2 separate regions of the Mus musculus genome follow, and region 1 is linked to region 2. A link is a loop called in an ENCODE intact Hi-C map of the cell type or tissue named here. Cell type or tissue: left cerebral cortex. All regions are shown on one strand. Links, peaks and the distances in the headings refer to the core of each region. The heading gives the core; the rest is flanking DNA. Region 1 has its middle 7.5 kb from the start of Gm32411. Region 2 holds the start of Gpr6 (G protein-coupled receptor 6).

Evidence for each region. A loop is a pair of places that touch in the nucleus more often than their neighbours do. Peaks named below come from ENCODE experiments on the same cell type or tissue, not always from the same donor. Only the 100,000 strongest peaks of a DNase experiment are listed, where the experiment ranks them.
Region 1: it touches region 2 in a loop (2.2-fold over the local background); 4 of 42 quality-filtered maps call a loop at or near these places.

What each region holds. Positions count from the first base shown.
Region 1 is chr10:41,139,992-41,151,476 of GRCm38, forward strand. No RefSeq gene overlaps it. Among named protein-coding and RNA genes, the nearest start is that of Gm32411, 7.5 kb to the left of the region's middle. In left cerebral cortex, for the core only: no CTCF peak of the experiment used is centred there; DNase peaks (open chromatin) are centred at 5,497, 6,347, 6,923 and 7,532.
Region 2 is chr10:41,066,128-41,077,612 of GRCm38, forward strand. It overlaps Gpr6 (G protein-coupled receptor 6), which reads right to left and starts at 6,163. Exons shown (of 2, transcript NM_199058.2): 1 at 6,000-6,163; 2 at 3,850-5,476. The coding sequence starts at 5,457. The coding sequence ends at 4,366. In left cerebral cortex, for the core only: CTCF peaks have their summits at 5,452 and 6,315; DNase peaks (open chromatin) are centred at 4,756, 5,358 and 6,226; H3K4me3 peaks cover 1,859 bases; H3K27ac peaks cover 233 bases.

The DNA of each region.
Region 1 (11,485 bases), core at 1,062-9,061, 74 kb after region 2:
CTACTATGTGTTCTTCACAGCAAGATAACTAACTTGCCCAGTCACAGGGTTAGACAGCAAGTCTGATTGCACAGGTCCCGCCCTTTCCCTGGGCATCACATCATGTCTTCTTGGTACTCAAGCAATAGGGGAATGACCAGGGGAGGGCAGAAGACGATTCTTGATTGTCATTAAACTCAGCTTCTGTCACGGGAAGCCTTGTGTTTGGTTTGTCTCTTTCTTTGTATGTATTTTTCCTTGTCTCCAAGGCTCACGGCTCTGTCAAGAGTGACCGGTCTCAACCCTCAACCTCTGACCTGTATCACTTAGGGCCTGTCTGTGGTGTGCGGATGTGTCTTTCAAACAGAGATGCAGAAAGGATAATGAGAAGCTAGCGAAATCAGTTACCAACACTGGAAAGGTGGAAAGGAAGATGTAGGATGGAGTCAAACTTCTCAGTCCATAATATTTAATCTAATTTTGATTTTTTAGAAATGTTCTAATAGTTTGCTTACTTATAAACATGCATGTGAATGCCAATGGAAGTTGAATTTAAACAAAAGCAAATGAGTTTCAAAAAATAATATAATCACATTGAGGAAAAAATTAGAGACAAATGCAGGTAATTTTGAATGCCCTACTTTATGCCCTTTTTATAGGGAGATCAGTATAAATTATTAATTCCTCACAAATATTTAAGTAGTATATCACCTTTTTAAACATACACATTTGTCAACATCTTAATGTCTTATGCCACTATTAAACTGAAAATAGTTATTAACCAGTGTTTTAGCAAAATTATATACTTTACCATGTTGTAAACTTAATAATCATAATAATAATAATAATAATAATAATAATTAATGCTTTATTATTTAGTCTCCAATTTCATAAAAAAATTAGACCTCAAGGTCTCAGTACAATGAATACTCAGTAAAATAAATGTTGAATAATCTTAAAACGTGTAAAAAAGATATACAAATTTTTTTTTTACTTTTTTTATATTGATGGGGATAGAGCCCAGGGCTTTGTACATACTCGGGATGCACTCTACCACTAAGCTGTGTCCCTGTCTCTTGTTTTCTTTGAGACAGGGTCTGACAGTAGCTCTAGTTGGCTTAAACTTATAATCTTCTGCCTTAGCCTTCTGAGCACCAGCACTACAGAGAGACACCATCCTGTTAGCCACAAACAGAAACTGAAGTCTAACATGATGAGCATGTGGGTTGGGTCTGTTTTGAGTGTGTCTCCCAAAGGCACATGTGTTGGAGAGGAGAGGAGGCATCGTGTACGGTGATCAAGTCATGGAAGAAATCGCCCTCAGAATGGATTGTCGCTTTTCTTGAAGAATGAGTTTGTCCCCAGGAGAGGGAATTGCATAAAATGAGCAAGGTTGGCTCCTGACTCTCTGGCTTCCCGCCTCTCCATGCGATCCCCCTCTCATACGTGCTCCCGCGATCACATTCACCACTCTGTGATATAGCCGTCAGCCCTCACCAGAGCCAAGCAGATGTCTTAGCACTGTGCTCTCAAATCTAAATAACTAAATAACTCTTTTAAAGAAAACACCCAGCCTCTGTTGTTCTGCTCCTCAACTGTGATTGGGTTAATAGACAATAGATCTGAAGTGGGAGTCCGTGCACAGCAATTCTGGAATTATTTTGTACATTGTTATCGTGGGACTTAGCACAAAAGCAAATGGTTTTATGTTTTAGAGGATTAAGGATTTCTCAGGAAAGAGAAACTGAATCCCGGGATTAGTGGCCACTCTTGGCTCTGGACACTGACATAGCCATGACACCCCGGAGCCATGAGCACATCTTTCTCTCTGCACACCCTTTCTCACCAGAACGAACCAGGACTTGGAGACAGATCTGATCCAATGGATGGGCAGCAGCAAAGCTAAAGAATATCTCATTTTTAAAATAAAGGTCCCTCCGTCGATGGGATTATATTTCCAGAATACAAGAGACACCCAAAAGTGATTCCGTTGTCCAAGTCTGAGACCATTTGGGCATCAAAATGAATAGCAATCATGGTAGATTACAACAGAGGAAACATTTTTCATTAATTCACGTTGTAGCAGGTAAGTAGATGACACAGAGAACAATTGCTCCTTAAACTAGAAAGCCAACAGACTGAATTGGTTTGCAAATCCACATTTCCCAACCTCATAGTAGCAACTGAACAGGATGAGACCCGTCCGTGTATGCGAATCTCCTCCACAGATGATGTCTCAATTGTAGAAAGAAGGACACTGCTGACTGGCAACAGTGTCACCACAGAAACACTGAGGACCAACCTTCTATGAAGAAATGTGTTTTCAAGGACATATTGGTCATGCTGAAATTCTGCTTAAAAAAAATTATGGCTCATGGAAACACTCATGGAAACACTGGTTAAATACAAATTGAAGATTGTATTGGGACTGGGGAGCTTCCGCCAGGAGGCAGTCAGTGGGGTAGCAGAAACCCGGATTCCAAGTTGGTGTCCTGGTGACCTTGTCCCTTGGCTGTGCCACTGTGCGACATCCAGAAAAGCTGCAGGATCCCCGAGGAAAGAGTTTTTTCTATGCAGTTTCTGAGTCAGAAACGGAGGGGTCACCCTCAGCTCCTATGTCCTTCATCGTCTCTTCCAAACCTACAATTCCACTGTTAGCCCCAACTGAACTCCATCCCTCCCCTGCCTTGATCCTTGTTAAGGTCCTGGCCACATCCTAGTCTGTCCCCTGCCTTTGGTAGCAATTCTCCAACCCATCCTTCTAACTGCATAATGGAACAAAGCGCTTAGTAGGGTTGCAAGGGGTACTGTTGCTCCTGTTCCACCCTCTCCTGGGGAAGGTAGCATCTCCTATCTCCTGGTGTTTTCTGATACAATTTTTCTCACTGTACTCTCTACATAGCCTTTGCTCCAACAATTCTGAGTTATATTTAGCGTTTCAAACACATAATTGGGGTTTCTGAAAAGGTCCCAAATGCCATACTTTGTAGCTTAGCTTGGAACAATGTTAAAAATAAAGAGAGAAAAGATTAAGCCGGGATGTAGCTCGATTGGTAATGTGTTTGTCTGGCATGCATGAAGCTCTGGCTTTGAAATTCAGCACCCCATACAGTGGGTGTGGTGGTAAATGTCTATAATCTTGGCACTTGGGGGCCAGAGGAAGGAGATCAGAAGTTCAAGGCTACCCTTGGCTACCTGGGGAGCTAAGGCCAGTCTGGGCTATAATAGACCCTTTCTCAAAAAGGGGGTGGAAAGGGAGGGAACTATAAGATAAGATGACAAGGTAAAGGCAAGAATACTTATCTCTGAGTGAGATTGAGTTAGAGACTGTGGCTAAGGTCTGGAAGCTAGCAGGCAAGGGCCATTCTGGGCCAAGCATCTAAACCCCAGTGCCTCATTAGACAAGACTCCTCTCTCCTAGAGGCCAGCAGAGGAAAGGCAGATAATAGGTAGGTCTAGTCTCCAGGAAAATCTCTCTAAGCCACTGTGATGATTTGTATATTCTTGGACCAGAGAGTGGCACCATTTGGAGATGTGGCCTTGTTGGAGTAGGTGTGTCATTGTGGGTGTGGGCTTAAGACCCTCACCCTAGTTGCCCGGAAGTCAGTCTTCCACTAGCAGCCTTTGGGTGAAGATGTAGAACTCTCAGCTCTGCCTGTGCCATGCCTGCCTGGATACTGCCATGCTCCCACCTTGATGATAATGGACTGAACTTCTGAACCTGTAAGCCAGCCCCAATTAAATGTTGTTTTTATAAGACTTGCCTTGGTCATGGTGTCTGCTCTCAGCAGTAAAACCCTAACTAAGACAGCCACCTTGTGCTCCTTCCTGCACAGCCTGCAGGGCTTACCCTAAGAGCTTACCACAAAGAATCAGAAGTTCCCACAGATGTCATTTTCCACTTAGTTCAATATCATTAATAAATTTAATTGTTTGTTTCTATTCTTTTTTTTTTTTTTTTTTTGGCTTGTACACACTATGCAGACCAGGCTGTCCTTGAACTCACAAAGATCCTCCTGCCTCTGCCTCCTGAGTGCTGCGATCAAGGGCATGCCAGCAAACCTGACCTTCCATTCTTAGTATATTTTAATACCCCATTTAGAATGTTCTGCCAACATTCTTTCCTCTTCCCTTTCCCCTTCCTCTTCTTCTTCCTCTTCTTTCTCCTCTCCCTCCTTCGTCTGAGTCCACTTCAATGGGCTGGGTAGCAACAAAAGAAGAGCCCCTGTTGCCCTGGTTTTCTTTCCTAACAGTAAACTTCTCGAAGACGCTTTCACTCACCATGGCTATGACCCACGAGGTTTGCATGCACTTTATTTTGTTATTTATTTTCTTATTCTGCTGAGTTGGTTTCTTGCTGTCTATTTTGACATGTGCTCTGTGTATGTGTGTGTGTGTGTGGGGGGGTGTGTACACACGTGTAGTAGCAGACACTTGGGCTACTCATTAAATTGAAAATTAATGTACACTGCGCACGTGGGGGCCAGGTTTAAGGTGCTCCCAATACGTGGGCTTAGGGTAGCGACTTGTAGGGTGATTCAGGAGCTTTCCTTCCCTTCCTCTCTCCCTCCCTCCCTTCTTCTTTCCTCCCCCCTCCTCTCCCTCCCTCTTCCCCTCTCTCTCTCTCTCTCTCTCTCTCTCTCTCTCTCTCTCTCTCTCTCTCTCTCTCTCTTTCTTTCCCTCCCTTCAGATCCCCACCTGTCATTATCTGGATACCTTTGCCCTGGTACTAGTTCTTTTCTCCAGAGAAAGCCCAGCAGCCTCCTGCCTGAGGGCTATCCCTGCTACCAGAATCCCAGAGGTAGGAGACAAAGAGGTTCAGTCTTCCCTCTCAGGGAGCACTTTGCTCTCCTGTGCTGTGCCGCAGCTTTTCTGGATACTGCTGAGGGGTGGCTCTTCAGCTCCTTGCCATGGGCAAGTGACCCAGGCTTCACTTTCTCAAGCAGTTTCCATCAGACTTCTTGCCCCCTGCCCTCTGACTTTTTTCCTGACAAGGTCTTGCAGCCCACACAGATCTCCCAACTCAGGCTCCTGCTGAGATTGCCAGCAGGCCCACCAGCATCTTCTATTGTCTGGTCTATTCTATTCTATTCTATTCTATTCTATTCTGAGACACTTCTCTTTCCCTGAGGACTCTCCCTTAGGTTTTTCATTCACTGGGTCATGCCCTACTTGTTTTACTATTTCTACTCTTGTGCCTGTCAGTGGAGAAGAGAGGTGTTAGCTGTACTGCAGTTCCCTGGGTCCTCCTGGCCTCACACCTGCTTTTGTATTGGGCTTCTGCTCTGTCTCATCTCAGGTTTCCCAGTTACCTCCCCTGTAGGGTTTCTGAAGGACTCTGCAGTTCCTTTCCTAGATCCATGTCATATAAGAATCATCAATTCCATTAGACAGAATGTGGTTCGTGCAGTTGGCGCTCCTCACTGGAACGCCAGAGGATGAAGCCAATGGCCACGTACACAGGCCCTCCTCAGTTCTCCCTGTTGCTGCTAAACAGACTCCTGATGGTTTTTAGACTGAAGTAGAAACAGCAAACTCCTACTCACAATGTGGCTTGTTTATAGTATGTGCAGCTTTTCTTGACTTTGTGAGAAGTGCCTTGTTTTACTTAGAAGTAATTGCCTTTCAAAGACCGGCAAGGCTCATTAGTTACCAGGAGAGTGAAGCTAATAAGAAAGGTCTCCCAACTGAGCCAGGAAAAGCAACAGAACAAAATGTATAGTGGGTTCCCCCCTGCCTTGCTGATCAAATAGGTCCTGTGTGTACATAATTGGAAGAAAATTGACATATTATCTAAGATGTGTTTTTGTTTTCTGGTGGGTACAAGCAACACTGGGTACTCATGGGGAGTCCTTTGAGGTCCAGGAAAGAGCTGTGTGGAGGGGTGCCCTCCCCTCAGATGGAGAGGTTCAGCCACTTCTACAGTAAAATCCAGAAAGGGCCTCTGCCCGTTTTCTAAGGCTGCCTTAATCACTTAGTTCAAAGGGGATGCAATGTGACATCTTTTATCCTTCCATTTTTGGCTCTGAAAAATTGAATAAAATTTATTTCCTTAGTCCTTACAGGTTTGTAGTGGGAACTGAGTTCTGTTGGCAAAAATACATTAGTATGAAAAAAAAAAGAAGTTTTAATAAAATGTGTCATGTCTGTCACACGGAGGAGAAGCAACTCTCTTTGGAACATACACTTCTCTCAAGCTGCCCTGCCATTAATGGCGTCTTAACAAAGAGCCAGGAATATTAGCATGACCAGAGGAAGGGTATAGACACTTCAGAGTCTTAGAGTCAGAGAGAGCCAGCTTGAGGTGGTTCCCAGTTTGTTCTGGCATCTGCAGGCTCATGAAGGTTTCCAGTTCCAGCTTTTAGCAGGGCGGAGAGGCAGAGGGAGGTAAGCAGGCAGGGTGGGAGGTGGGTGGTAAGTTTCCTTTCCCCAGTGAATCTCCATGCTGCTCTCAGGCAGGGAGAAGCTTCTGACAACTGTCAGTATCTGGGAGGAGAATACTTTGGTGTTGGTCATATTTGATTTTCCTTGTCAACTTGACAAGAGTTTAGAATCACCAAGGACACTGACCTACACCTCTGGGTGCGTCTAGGAGAGTGGCTCAGGCTCAACCAAAGGGAGTTAACTGAGGGGGAAGTGCCCTCCCTGAGTCTAAACAGAACTATACCATGGGTGGGGATAGACAGAGTCGAAGGGGGCAAAGGAGAAAGGCAGCTTCCCTGGCCTGCCTTGTTTTAGAGTGAGGGGCCCTGCTGGGTCTTCCCTGCCATGGGACTGAGCCCTTTGAACTCAAGAGCCAAACTCAATCCTTTTTCCTTCAATATTTTCTAGCAGGTTTGGTCACAGCGACAGGAAGGTGCCTGATTGTATTTTCTCCAGCTTGACGATGAGTCACTCTCGCTTCTGCATCCACCTTCATGGGTCCTTCTTCCTTGTCACCCATCACTGGCTTTAAGGTCTATCATAACCCAGCACGACTCGATCTCAGCCTCACTACACATGTAAAGACCTTAGCTCTAAGATTCTAAGGTGAGCATGAACCTCTTGCTGGGGTTATTCGATTAGAACATTGCCCAGAACCCCAATCTCTGCCTCCTCTGACGCCAGTTCTAGTTTACAGTCTTAGAAGCATTTGCTTTCATAGCCATGGCAGAGGTAAAGACTTGGGAAGTCCCAGAGAAGATTCTGGAAGACAGAAAAGTCGGGCTTGTCCGTGAGCTCTCCTCTTGAGCAGATATTCCTAACACATGCTGCACATTGGAGTCACTGTTGGTTTTTTTAAATTATTTTTTATTAGATATTTTTAATTTACATTTCAAATGTTATCCCCTTTCCTAGTTTCCCCTCTGAAAATCCCCTACCCCCTCCCCTCTCCCCCTGCTCCCTAATCAGTGACGGTTTTAAAGTCTTGCTTCCCAGGCATCAGTAAGGCTTTATGAATGCCGTCATGTGGTTCGAAGGTGTGAGCCCAGTGCAGCTCACAGCTTCAGCGACTCTTCTGGGAACTCATGCGAAGGATGCTACCTAACATGAGCTCCGTGGCCTTCCTGATGCTGAACGCTCATTGCCACCTCTTGTTGGCTTCGGAGTTTGGCACCAGTCTTTCAGTTCTGCTCCTTCATTTGCATGGAAGGAGAATAGCTCTGCTATTCCCTTCCTAAAACTCAAAGTTAACATGGAAAAAGAATATTTGCATGAGGGGGTGGGTGTGTGGGCCACACACCCACAGACAATTTCATATTTTAGAAGCAATCTTTTGTATTTATTATATCAAAGTAATTTGCTCATCATAGAAATTTAAAAACCATAAAAAGCACAGTGAAGAAGAGAAATCACCCAGGACTCCATCTCTCTGGGGGAAGGATGAGATGGTGAATATTCTAATGATTCTTTTCCGTGCTTTTTAAAAACACAGTATGTGTCTTACAAATGTGGTGTTACATGGTTTCAGTTTCTTTTAGCAACATATCATAAAATATATATCAATAATTACTTCCTACTAAGTGGTCTTTGGATTTTAAATAACTGCATTTAATTCTTTTGCAGAGAACAGCCCATAATTGTTTAATCAGAATGTAAGAATTTTTCTTATTGTCTACTTATCAGGACTAAAGAACAGTGGCTCTCAAACCTGCTTCCCCCCTACCCATGGTCAGTGCTCCAAATACCCCAACCCCAGCATTTTGCCCCTGTCGCCTGCTTCTGTCACCTTTATCTATATCCCACACCAGTCTATCCACCCAACACCCAAGGTACAGAAAGACCCAGTGCTGTGCTAGGAGAGAGGCCTCTTTTCTCTGGCCGTTTGCTTTAACATTGCATTTTGAACCCACTGTGAACAGAAAAGGAGGACGGGTTAGAGTTAGCAGGGCAAAGAAAGGAGGCACTTACTGATGCCCCACCACCACCTCTTTATTAGGCTAAAGATGCGAGAATTGCCTGCAGCCAAGTGGATGCCACAGAGGAGAGCTAAGTTTGTTCTGGCCCCTATCCAGAAGGAAAATATCTGTGCAAAGATGGAACTGGTAGGAAGCCTAGTGGCTTCTGTAACACAGGTGGATTGCAAGGGTGTGGTAGCCACAGGACTGCACTTTTATTTGATGTAATTATGCTGAGGGAAACCTCTTACAAACCCTCAAGCGTGTGATACACGTGACCCATGAGGACCCAAGCATGCCTGCCAAACAGACATGAAACCAAGGCAGGACAGCAGCAGATAGAGCTAGTATTTTTCCCTGTCCCTTATGCCCCTTCCTCAAAAGATCTGGAATCAGAGGAGTGTAGAGCATTGAGTTGGAGGCAAGAGGTGACAACTTAGCCATCGAAATTAATGCCTGAATACCTTTGACTGAAGTCTTGAAATTCACTGAGAATAAAAAGATGTGTTTTGCAGAACAAGCAATTGCCATACATTTTTTCCTGTGTTCTAAGTAACCATAAGTTTTATGCTAAAAAAAAAAATCAATGCTCTTTCATTACTTAACAGTCCACAGAATTATGACTATCTAATTCCAAATGTATGTGTGTGCATCTCTGTGCATGTATATACACTTGTGTGTGAGTTCCCATAGAGGTGTTAAGAAGGCATCAAATTCCCTAGAAGTGGACTTAAAAGTGGTTGTGAATCACCGGACTTGGGTGCTAGGAACTAAACTCTGGTCCTCTTCAAAAGCAACAAGTGTTCTTAACCATTGAGCCGTCTCTCCATCCCCATGACAACAGAGTTTTTATATAGATTTTCAATATAATAGTCTTGGCAATATATAGGCTCACTCAAAATATAAAAAAGAGTTTTAAGCAGCTGGTCATTATTCAGTGCTGAAGACACAATGTTCTAGTTACTATTGCTGGCTAGAAGAAAAAAAGAAGCACTACCCCAAGTACATAGCGTAAAGTTAACAGCCACAGGATTATATTCAACTGTTTTGTGGGTCAAACACTAAGCATAAGGACCAACAGGGTGGCATGTTTCCAGAATTCTGGGGGCCCTGAGATAAGAGTCTAAAAGGTTGGCAGGTCTCAAACATCTGGGACTGAAAACATCTGGAAGTGTCTTTATTCATATGGCAGGGATCCAGCAGAGATAACTTGATAGTTGGGCTCATCTGAGACAATTAGCAGTTGAGCATCACAGTGTGGCTCTGCCTTGGAGCCGAGGTATGCCACAGTACAGCACTGGCTTCCAGAAAGGGTCCCCAGAGGGAAAAATCCAACCGAAGATCAAGTGGGTGACCTTTTATGTTCCAGTTTTGGAAGGAAGTCATGTATTATTACAGCAGCTATAAACCTCTGTCCTGTGTAAGGACCCTAGTTTTGAACAGAAATAATGTTAACATAGAATTTCCAATGATTAACAAAATTATAATATCCCAGTTAAAGCCAACTCATGCTAAGTACTAATCCTCAATTATTAATGTATATACACATATGTGCATACAAGATGTAATACCACATACACACACTCATCTATCTCTATTATCCCTATCATCTATATATCATCTATATCATTTATATACACATATGTGCATACAAGATGTAATATCACATACACACACTCATCTATCTCTATTATCCCTATCATCTATATATCATCTATATCATTTATTTACTTCTGTCTGTCTGTCTGTCTCCCCCCCCCTCTCTCTCTCTCTCTGTGTGTGTGTGTGTGTGTGTGTGTATTTCCCAACAACAAACAGTATTCCAACATCAACAGTTTTGTTTTGTTTTGTTTTTCCCCGAGACAGGATTTTTCTGTATAGCCCTGGCTGTCCTGGAACTCACTTTGTAGACCAGGCTGGCCTCGAATTCAGAAATCCGTCTGCCTCTGTCTCCCAAGTGCTGGGATTAAAGGCGTGTGCCGCCGCCGCCACCACCACCACCCAGCAACAGTTCTATTCTCTGATGTCAACACTCAACTCTGACACTAAGTCTCTCTTTTTTTAAAGATTTTTTTTTGAGCCGGGCATGGTGGTGCATGCCTTTAATCGCAGCACTCGGGAGGCAGAAGCAGGCGGATTTCTGAGTTCGAGGCCAGCCTGGTCTACAAAGTGAGTTCCAGGACAGCCACAGCTATACAGAGAAACCCTGTCTTGAAAAACTAAAAACTAAAAAAAAAAAAAAAAAAAAAAAATTATTTTATTATTATTTTTTTTAATGTATATCTGTCTGCATGTATGTCTACATGCCAGAAGAGGGCATCAGATCACATTATAGACAATTATGAGCTACCATGTGGTTGCTGGGAGTTGAACTCAGGACCCCTGAAAGAGCTGTCAGTGCTCTTAACTGCTGAGCCATCTCTCCAGCCCCACTAAGTCTTTATGATTATAATTAGCATGAAACCACAATCTAAGGGCTCAGTTCCACAAGACGACCCCCATGTCAGAGTACTGACAGTCTTAGTGATCCCCAGTCTACCCACACTTCTACCTGGCTGACTTCTGTCTCCTGGTCCTCTTTTTCCAGTTTGATGATTTCCTAGAAAGACTAGGAGTTCAGGAAAGCACTTAGCTCACAATGACCGGATCTCAGAAAGGCCACATGGCAGAGTCTCGGACTTCTGGGCACCTGCAGTTTTCAGTCCAGAGGCTTCCAAACTCTCTGTTTCCAAGTTGGCTTGCGACCTCATTTGCTAGGAAGGATTATTTGAAGCGCTGCCCACTGAGGCTTGAACTCCAGTTCCAGCTTCCCTCCTTTCCACGGAGACTGATGAAAAGTCTCTCGCTCTAATCCTGCGGGGAGTTATGCTGAGCAGCAGCCCTGCTCTGCCAGTCACTGCTAAGGCACAGCAGATTCCAAGGCTTCATAGCTCTGGCGCGGCAGCCGGGGCAAACACTAGACATGCTATGTGAGTTTGTTACACAGCAGAGTGGTCAATATTCCTATGGAGTGTGAGGCCCGAGACTGGGAAGGTGCAGAGCTGCTGAGGGGGACCTGGAAATAAACACAGTTCTGAAAACTCTGTGAATTAAGTACCTAGGGGGACTGAAAGGAAGAGTGACTAACT
Region 2 (11,485 bases), core at 1,053-9,052:
CTCTCCTCCCTTTGTTTGACCCTCCCTGTCTTTTGGTTTATGAACACTTTGGTCCTTGACCCTCTTTTCGGTCCAACAGTTTTATATAGTGGTGTCCTCCACAATGAAACTTTCCATCTTGGAGGGTGGGTCCTTAAGACTCAGCCAGCAAACAACTCCCAAGTCTCAGGAAGTTCCTGAAACTTTCAAGGTTCATAAGGTCCCTCTATCTCTGAGGTTATATAAGTAGAAAAGGCTACTAAGAGTAGGAGACTTTCCTGGCCTGTCAATCTACATGCAGGTTGAGGAACAGCTTTTGTGAGTTGTAACCTATGCCGATGGGCCTATAAGTAACCCCTCACCCACACTCCCACGAGTAAGCCAATAAACTATTGTTTTTCTTAGTTAGACTTTAATGGAATCATTTCTTAGGGTCTCTCATTAGTGCCCTATCTGGATGGAGTAAACATTTTTTCTCATCTCCTCTGGGAAACTCACACAACAGATACTCCCAAGACGACCCTATCCAGACCTATAACTTAAATACCATCATTATGTTGGTAAGTTCCATATTTTTGTCAGCTCCCAAACTCCTGACATGTATAGGTAACCTTTCTGTGCCTCCATTTCCTCATCTGTAAAGTGGGCATAAACCAAGTACCTATCTCACAGTGATGGTGATAACTGTTCTGTTCTCATTTGCAGATCTGTTTCATTCCACCTCAACTACTCCAGGGAAACGGACTTTGTGCCTTACATCAGAGCTGGTTGTCTTTCTTGCTCTCTGTGTTCTGGTAAAGTTTAATTAATAAAAGTCATTGTCAAGAGATGGAGCCAAGAGATGGTGACCCAGTAATTAACTGTCCCAGCTCTCTCCATATTTGACTCTGGGTTGATAGGGTCTGCCTTTCTTTCTAAGGTTCACATGACAGAGGCCCCTACTCTACAGCACTTTCTCTTGGATCTAGAATCTGCTTTCTTTTCATTCCCTTGGCAGCTCTGTTAGTGAGCTGTGGCGGGGGGTGGGGGGTGGGGGAAGGAGCCTTGGAACCTTTGTTGGATTTATTTGACCATTTTCACCTTTAGAAAGAGACCCATTATTAAACCCCACTTCATTCCTTGGTTAGACCATGCTATTTGTTTCTTGCTGGGAGTTCATCAATCCAGAATTGGTGCAGTGATTAATTTAGATATTTGTCACATGTTTAGATCAATGACTGATTTATAGAAAGTGCTATAGGAGTGTTTATGAAATAGACAAATTGCCACATGTGCTCTCTATTTGGGAGTCCAGAAATAATTTTAAAGCTCCTGCCCTTCCTGGATTGGGGTTTTCCAAGGACACGGACTAAAGAACCAACAAGATGTGTGCACCCTAAGAAGGGAAGTCAGTAGGCTTTGTTGACACACTGGGCATGAGATATGAGAACAGATGGGCATACAAGTGTGAGGAATTTATTATAGGGAAGGGACCTGTGTGACTGTGGGAACTAGCACACCCAGAATGTGCAGAGCAGGTTAGTGCACTTGGGACCTGAGGAACCTGGCGTGGTTTCTGTCTCAAGGCCATCTGCAGGAGAGCCAGAAAGCCCCAGTGTTAGCAATGGAGTCAGAAGACAGGCCATGCTGTGACTGACTGAGGTGTCTGCATACATAAGGGTGTCAGCTTCATTCACTGTCTACCCATCTAGATGTTAGTCTCACCCCAAATCCTCTTCAGTAAAACGTTACTCAGAATGTTTGACCAGTTATCTGCATAACTGAATGTCTGGTCAAGTTGACAGACAATCATCATATGTAGCATGGCTCCCCTCCTTATTGTTTCTTTGATATCAGTGGTGCCCATTTGCTCTCTGGCTCAATGTAAAGTTTTCTCTCATGCCTCATCTATACCTTACTATATTTCCAGAACCATGATTCACCATTTTTACCATTGCTTCTGTGCCTAAAGCTACCATCATTTTCAGGGGAGTACAGCCATGGGCGTCCATCTGCTGTCTCTAGTCTAACTCTAGAGACAATTTCTTTTCTTTCCTTTCTTTCCCTCTTTCTTTCCTTCCTTCCTTCTCTCTTCTTTTCTTTTCTTTTCTTTTCTTTTCTTTTCTTTTCTCTTCTCTTCTCTTCTCTTCTCTTCTCTTCTCTTCTCTTCTCTTCTTTTCTTTTCTTTTTTTTTTTTTTTTTGAGACAAGGTTTCTCTGTGTAACTCTGGCCACCCTGGAGCTCACTCTGTAGACCAGGTTGGTCTCAAACTCAGAAATCTGCCTGCCTCTGCTTCCCAAGTGCTGAGACTAAAGCTATGTGTCATCACTCCTGGCTGTGAATACTCTTTTTGTTTTAAAACTTTGTTGTTGTTGGTGGTGGTGGTGGTGATGATGGTGGTAACTATGCTTATTCTTTGCTATATTGGTTGTTTCTTGCAGGATCTTTTGATATGACAAGAACTATTCCCTTGTTGGTGGGTGCACTTAAAGCACCACCTGACTTAATTTTCAGTGGAACAACCAAAGGAATTTTTAGGTTGTTCTTTTGTTGTTGTTTTTTTTTTGTTTTATTTTGTGTTTTGTTTGTTTGTTTTTGGTTAATTTACCAAATATCAGGTTTGTATTTGGGACCCCCTCCTCTCTCCCCATTTCTCTGCCCTCCATCCCCACTCTGAGTAATTCTTTAAAAAATACAAGTGGCATTGAATCGCTGTCTTACCACTCAGTGAAAAACCAGGGTCCTCCAAAACGTTTAAAGGAGAAGATGCCACCTCTCAGCCCTGCCCACGCTGCCCTTGGACCTTCCCCACCCCTGCTCAGTTCATACAGCTGTTCACCTTGGGTCTCTTTGAACTTGACAGTTACATCCTGGCCTGAAACCTCTGCATTTGCTGCTCCCTTGGCCCAGAAAGCTGTCCCCTTACATTCTAACACCTCTCACACCACATTCCATTTCGGTTACCTCCTAAATGCTACCTCCCCCAGCAACTCCCCCGTTACCCCCCACCACTGGAGCACACTCCGCTGTCTCCCCCCCCCCGCCCCTTTATCTTTTTCCTAGGCATTTATCTCAAAATAAAACTAGGTACTTTCAGGCCAGTCGCGCCACTAGAATATAATGCCATGAATATGGAGGGATTTTTTTTCTTGTTTTTAATTTTATTTCCATATCCCCAGGCTCAGAATTGTGCCCAACATACAATAAGCACCCAATAAATACAAAATCCATGCACAAATGCACATGTGCATATTTCCTTAACCTCCCAAATATGTATGTGTTTGTGGACATATTTCTTCATATGGGCTCACAGTAGCCCTGCCCCATTTAGCATTGATTCTCATGACCTATTGATAAAGAGGAATGTTTGCTTGTTTAAGGTCTTAATGCATGTTTGGAAGATGATGTTCTGTAGAAGGGACATAGGGACACACTTCAGTTAACTCGTGAAGATCTGGGAATCCTTCTTTAGTAGAATTCTATTCATTTTATTAGGCACTATACCTGGCTACCAGACCTGGCTAGCAACAGTCTGAACAAGCCATGTTGATAACCTTGCCATATTTGTAAAGCTTCACTGGGAAGTTGTGGCTTCAGAGTTTACAGCTGTACCTATGTGACTTGAATTGTTTTGACCTCTGAAACATGTTCTCCCAACCTGGTCTCCAAGGGAGCACATTAGCTTGCACAGTAACAACCAGGCCTTTTCATGTTCTGGGAATGCCATATGTGAATGCTACTCCCTCCATGACTCTACCCTACCCCATGATCCGGATCTGGTATTTCATGTGGCTATCCCTGGAAGGAGATGATAGATATGTAATAGACTTTTTACAAACACACTCACAATTCAGCTTCCAATTAATTCCAAAATCCACCACATAGCCAAGATTATATTTTTATAATGTGTTTATTTGTGTACAAAATATGTTGTAGTTTACGATGCATGTGCAGCAAAATACTCTATCACATACAACAAAAATACATCTTAGACTCCCTTTCTCCTGCTCTTGGGGATGGCAACACTGTCTTGGCATTTCAGCAGCTAAAAATAAAGTGCTATTATTAAGCAGTATTGGAATGTCTTCACTTGACAAATGTGATGTACGATTGAGTATACAACCACATTTTGTTTGGTTTTCACAGAACAGGAAGCTCCAGGTCCTGAACACCTCAGAAGATACAAAGATTTGTATATATATGTACACATGTATACACTGTATATGTAAAATGCCAACAAGCCTCTTTGTCTGAGTCAGTTCGTTGCGTTCACGTTCAGTCCCTTTGCTCCAGCAGAGTCAGATTTGCACCACTGACACCTCAAGAGTTCATCAGCAGGCACCTTGACGCTCACCAAAGGCTGGCATGTTGGGTTTGTGGTGTTTGTGAGGGAACACGAGGAGCCCTTCAGACCTCACTGGGGGACCTGGAGCGGAAGGGCACTTTGGATTGGAAACAGCCACAGAACAGGAGCCACAAGGCACGCTGGATCTCCTGGTTGCGGAAGGCATAGATGATGGGATTGATCATGGAGTTATAGGTGGCAGGCAACAGGGTGGCATAAGTGTAGATGGCCGGGTCCTCTTGGCTACCCACCACACAATAGATGGCGAAGGGCAGCCAGCTGGCCCCAAAAGTGCCTAGCACCACGGCCAAAGTTCCCACTCCCTTTCTGGTGGCTGCTAAGTGGGGCGGTGCTAGGCAATGCTGTTGCAAAGCGATCTGGTGGGCGTGGCGCCAGACCACCTGGCAGATGCGCACGTACAAGTGCAGCATGATGCCAAAGACCACGAAGAAGGAAGTAGAGAGCAACGCCACATGGCTGCGTGTCAGGGGGCGCACCACGCTGCAGGACGTGCGGTCGGCCAAGCAGTTCCAGCCTAGAACAGGCAGCAACCCCAACCCGAGGGACACTGTCCAGGTGGCTGCTAGCAAGAGGTGCACGCCCAACAGGGTCCGGCGCGAGTAGTAGGTGAGCGCGTTGTACAAAGACAGGTAACGGTCAACTGTGATAGCAAGCAGGCTGCTGACTGAGGCGGCAAAGGACGCCACCAGGAAGCCCACCATGAGCAGGCTCACAGTCTCCGAGGGCACCACGTACTGGAACACGAAGTGTAAGATGAGGCCACAGCCCGCCAACAGGTCAGCAGTGGCCAGACTACCCACGAGCACAAACATGGGCGTGCGCAGCGCGGGAGTGGACGCGATGAGCGCCACCACCAGCGCATTTTCGCCTGCGATCACAGTTCCCGACACGCACAGCAGCACATCCCAGGGATTCACTGCCGAAAGCAGTAGTCCCGAGGGCCCTGCTGGCAGCTGAGAAGACAGCTCCAGTGACCCGTTAGGTCCGCCGCCGCCTCCCAGCGCTGCGGATGCTGCTGGGGGTCCCCATTCGCCGGTGTCCGGTGCCCCTGCTGCTGTAGCCGCAGCTGCCGCTCCCTCGGCCGCTACTGCCACCACTTGGGACTCGTTGAGCGCGGCGGCGCTAGCGTTCATCGCCGCTAGATGTTGCTCCCTGCACAAAAGGGACCGCAGATTGTCAGGTGCACTGCCCAAGCTACCGATGAACTTTCCCCGCTCTAACTGCTTCACTTAAATTGCTTATCTCACCTCAGGAACACGCACGGAGCGCAGTGGGGGAAGTGGGGGAAAAGTGAGAACCCCAATAAATAAGCACCTGTTGAGTGAATGAATGAACGGAATATACGGGGTTTCTGAGCTTTGGCAGAGGTGCATAGATAGATTCCACTACGCACTAGCATGCATGAACACCCTAAAACAAATCAACCTAGAGAGTCATCTCTTTGCAAGCCTGAGCTGGGCAAAGCCGCTGTCCGCGGTCCTGAAAGAGAAGTTTGAGAGCCAGAGACCCCAGGTCTGGAACTGGGGATTGAAAGGCTAAGGGGGGAATCTGCTAAGGTGCAGTGGTCAAGCCTTGCTCCAATTCTTTGACTCCTGGACGGACTCACTCCAGGACTGCCTTTTACCCCCTCGCCTTCCCCAGAAGCTCAAAGTACCCTTAGGAGCCCGCTGCTCACCTGGGGAGTCAGGGATCCCGGGAGTCTCTGGTCATGCGCTCCGCGGCTGTGTGCCTGGCTATCCTCCCTGCGCGGTCCGAGCAGCTGCCTGCAGAAGGCTGCCCCGCGTCAAAGAGGAAAGTACTGGTCGCCTGTCGCTGAGCCACCTTCGCTGCGAGTGAGAGGCAGTGGCAGAGATGGCAGGCTGCGAGCTGCGAGCTGCGCGCCTGCCCGAGATTGACAGGCGGGGTCCGGTGACGTCAGGCTCTGGGTTCTGGTTTCAGTGCATTACTAGCCACACCCGCCAGGCCAATCCTTCTTGACATTTCCCCACCCCTCACAGAAACATTTCAGAGAGATCCAGAAGGAAGGAGAAGCCAGAGTCTCTACCAGTCCAGATACCTCCAGGAATGGGATGGGGCTGAGAGGAGAGAGAGAGAAAGGATTGAAGAGAGCCTGAGGCCAGGCGAAAGAGGGTGAGCTGGAAAAGGAAGGCGAGGGGTGAGTGACAATAAGCCACATAGCAAAGGCCAGAGCCAAGGACCACTGAAACGAAGAAGCCACGGAGAAGGGGCGGTTGGGGCATCTGTAAAGGAGAGAGAGAGAGAGAAGTTCTCTTTGTAAGAGTGTTTATAGCGTTTGTGCCACTTGGCTATAGCCAGGGAAGAAACACAGAGCCGAGAAAAAAGACAAGATAAAAGGACAAGACTGGAAACCGTTTCTTTTTCCAGAGATTTACCCGAGGAATCCTCCCCCCCCCCCACCGTCCCCGTCCCCGTCATCTTTCTGAGCCCTCCCCTGCAGGTTCCACCACTATCTGATCTCTGCCCTTCTTGCTGGTGCCCTTGCAACTGCTCTTTAACTGAAGACAAGGTCTGTGTCTTGTTAGAAAAGAAGAAAACAGCAAAATGTGATTTACTTTCCTGGCAACAGACTTTGCCCTGCTAATTACTACCTTATAAAACAAATTATAGGACCAAAATAGTGATAAGTCAGCTGCACAAGACTTCAGTAGGCACGGGTTTTATTTTCAGCCCAGATAAATCACCCTTTTGGTTCAAAGGTGTTTTGGTTTGTCAGTAAAAATGCAAGTATTTGTCTCTTTCCTTTGTAACGAGACAGAATCTCCAATAGCTGTACTTGGGCCAAAAGCTAACGCAGCTGACTCTGTAAGAGGCTCTAAAAGAAATGAATACACACTGCTATTACAAGGCTGGACTGGGGCCACTGCTGTGGCCTTCACACATTACATGAAAAAAAAGCAACATACATTGTAGGTGCTTCTTGCCTCCTCCCAGCCAGTGCATATAAAGGAGGGGGGAAAGGAAAGGAGGGAGAGAGAGAGAGAGAGAGAGAGAGAGAGAGAGAGAGAGAGAGAGAGAGACTGAGACTCAGCAGGCCCATAGTCTGGGGGAGCATAGGGATGCTTGTGTTGGCTACTTTATAGACAGGACCTCCCAAACCACCCCTGCTCCTGCCTCAGTGCACCTGAACTTACCTGGGAGATGGCTCATGCCTAAGAATGCCCAGTTCTTCATGGCAACAGCCAATGCTGGGCTATGCATGAATTTACCCACCATTTGGGGGGTTTTGAGACTTAACACATTCCACCATTGTCATGAACATAAAACTCAGTGAAGCTTCACATTTCTGAGTTTCAGTGGAAGACTGTCATGTCAGTGCCAAGAACTTTGCTTCAGAGCTGTCGACTGAACTGTCAAACCGCTGCCGTAGCACGATGACTGCAAAGTTTGCAAATGATTCTGTCTGGTACAGGCTCAAATCCTCACTCGTGGCCAGGCCAACACAAAATCTTATTATGAGTGTGTGTGTGTGTGTGTGAGATTTTTTTCCCCTTGGAGCTTGATCACGTGGTTCTTAAGCATGAACATCATAAATGATAACACTGTTGCAATGCCAAAAGATGCACATGCCTGGCAGGAGAGGTTCAAGTCTGTTACAGTTTCACAGCCAGCCTACAGAGAATGGATCTGAGCTAACCTTACCCCTCTGTCCCTCACCTCCTCCTTCTCCCTTCCACCTCCTCCCTCCCCATCCACTCCCCTGTTTCTCTTCAGAAAAGGGCAGACCTCCCAGGGATATCAACCAAACGTGGCACATCAAGTTTCACTAAGATTAGGCACCTCCTCTCATATTAAGGCTGGGCGAGGCAACCAAGCACGAGGACAAGGGACCCAAAAGCAGGCAAAAGCATCAGAAATAGTCCCTGCTCCTTCTGTTAGGAGTCCCACAAAAACACCACACCACACAACTATAACAGATATCCTGAGGGCCTAGGTTAGACCCATGCAGGCTCCCTGATTATTAATTAAATCTCAGTGAGCCCCTATGAGTCCAGGTTTGTTGATTTTGTGGGTTTTCTTGTGGAATTCCTTGACCCTCTGGCTCCTCTGATCCTCACAGCCCCCTCTTCAGCACGAATTTTTGAACTCCACCTAATGTTTGTTGGTGGTGGGTCTCTGCATCTGATTCCATCAGTTGCTGGATGAAACCTCTCTGACAACTGAGTTAGGCATCAATCTGAGAGTATAGCTGAATATTATTGGTTATCATCTCATTGACTTTGTTTTGGCATGGCAACTCTTATAAGGAAAACATTTAATTGGGGCTGGCTTACAGTTTTGGAGATTAGTCCATTGTCATCATGGCAGGAAGCAGGGTGCTGGAGAAGGACACACTTTCAGCAAGGCCGCACAACCTAATGTCACTCCCTAAGCATTCAAATATATGAATCCATGAGGGCCAATTGTATTCAAGCCACTATCAGGGTAAGATGGCTCATGAGATATGATTCATGACTGCAGAGGAAGGTTGGTGAACTGCCTTTAGGTCATGGAGTTCTTTCTTAGACGTAGGTCTGAGACCAGATAGGACACATTCTTTTAACTCTCTCTCTCCCCATCTCATCTTTTGGGAGATAGATAGGAAAGAAAAAATGTTATAGTTATTATATGTGTGTATATTAGATATAATTAATTGTCTACCTTACCTATTGATCATACACAAGATCCTGCTCTTGCAAGGGTCTACTAGAATGTTCAGCCTGTAAATAACACACCATGTTCCACTACAGTCCACCCCTTGTCCCATACAGCAGATCGGAGGAGCATGGATCACCCATCCTTTGCTTGACTGGTGACCAAAATCTTTTCTCTTGAAACTTTGACCTGAAGATGACATAACAATGGCCATTCGGTGCTGGCTCTGGACCTTATGTGTGATAATCAGCCAGGGTTGGAGCACTCACATTGGACCTTAGACAGAGTGCACAGCCAGAGCAAGCTAGGTGGCACGAAAAAATCAAACTGACCTGTGAGAGGAGCAGAGTTGGACGTGAACAAGTGAGCAAGAGCAAGCTGTGTGAGGTGTGACCTCAGCCATGAAGAAGTGGCTGGCTTCTGGTTCTGTGTGTCTGTCTAGCCAGCATCCTGGGAGCCTTGAAACTTCCCTTTATGTCTCCACCACAAAACTTCCTAGCTTTGAACTACCTTGAGTCCGTTTTCATCCTGTGAATTCTTTGGGCTTGATAAAAGTACGTAACAAAGTATATTATTCAGGTACCAGCTTGTCTTATCCTGGTTACATTTTGGGAGTCCTTGAATTTTGATTCCTTACTTGCAGTCATAGTTTAGCATTGTTATAAGCAATCCAGTGACAGGCCCACTGTAGCCTCTGCTTCTTCACAGTCCAGCACTCCCCAGTGTGAACATGGGCAAATTTGCTCTGTCTGTCTCATCTGTCATTCCCCCCTCCCCTCTTGTCCCCTTAGCATCTTTCTCATCTCAGTCTATTTCAGTGGCTCTCAACCCTCACTGTGCGTCAGAACTACCTGGAAAGCTGCACCTTCCCAGCCCCCTGTCTCTGGACTTCTTGCCCAGGGATTGATTTATTTGATCTGAAGTGATGCCTATGCATTTTATTTGATGCCTAGAAATTTTATTTGCAACCTGTAGAGCCAAGTCTGAGAATAATCGTGGAGACAATCATGTGCTTCCCCTTCCAGGTAAGTGTACAGTGAGTTCTGAGACAGCACCACGCAGTTCATAATGGGTGCAAGAAAGGAGTTTTGGCAGCAAGCCAGCCACAAGTCACTCCATGAGTGTAGTTTCTGGTTTTTCCCACTAACCAAAAGCTTTTCTGCAGATCTTTAGTTTCCTACATTCACCTTCCTTTCTGTACCATGCTGAAGGCTGACACTTGATTCAATCTCAGTCTAGAAGAATTGCCTCGCCAGGAAGTAGTAAACGTTGGCCACTCCTGGCCACTTGCAAGGTGTACCCACTCAGTGCTCAAGTCTTTGCAAGTGATTGGTTTAATAAGATCAGAGCTTCACTTAGACAAACTTTAGAATCTTACAAAACTGTAGCTGATCTGCCTCACCTCTGGACATCTGCAGTCACACACACACACACACACACACACACACACACACACACACACACACACACAAATGAAAGAGAGGTAAGGGAGAGGGAGAAGGAGAGGGAGAGAGCTGGTTCTTAGAGGCAAGCAATTCAGTTCTTTCCTGGAAAGTCTAAGGTTTATCTGGTGGCTTCTGGTCCTTGTCCTGACAGGTCAGGGAGATAGAAACTGTTGGATGGGATATTTGAGACTGTTTATTGAGAAAGGCAACTCCTAGAAAAGGCAGAAGTCACAAAAGATCACTGAGTCCAGGTCTAGGATGTTGAATGGAGTATGATTCTCTGAGGATGTATGTTGAGACGGGTGAGTTTTATTTTCAATGTCTTCTTTATTTCTAACCGGGGATAAGGAACTGAGGTGCATATTTTACCAAAGCAGACCTGGCCTCCAGATTCTCCCTACCTGGCATATATTGTCCCCAACCCTGAACTTTCCAGCCCAGGGTCTGAGCAGCCTTTCCCCCAGAGGCTCCTTCTTATATAATCCAAACATTTTGGTCTTTTTCTCTCTCTCTCTTCTCTTCTCTCTGTGCAAGCAAACCTTTTTCTCTCTCTTTCTTTCTCTTTCCTTCTCCTACCCCCCCCACCCCATTTCCCCATGGCAATTTGGTCCTTGGTCCAAATTTGGTCCTTGCTCAAGAGCACTTCCCAATAAACCTGCCTTTAATATAAACTAATCTGGCTTAAATTGGCTTATATCACTGGCAGTGGAGAAATATCCTATCAGTTTTCACCCATGTCCAAATATCTTCTCATTCTGGGGCATCAAAAGTACGTCACAATGCAGTGCTGGGCCCTGCTGCTGAAGGTCCACATTCTCTGTGTCTGGACAGCTCTTGTGACCTCCGAGTAAGATGGAGGACTGACTCCATTTTTGTAGCAGGGCTCCCTCTTCTCTGTCTGGGGAGCCCGACACCTACATTCTCTACCTATGGAATGCCATGTAGCCTAGATGAGATTACAAATTTGACTTCCTTTCTCCAGGTAAGAACCTAGAAATCCTGGAATGCCTCTCCCATGCAAATGAAGCATTCTTCCGCACTCTAAGCCCTAGCCAACGATACT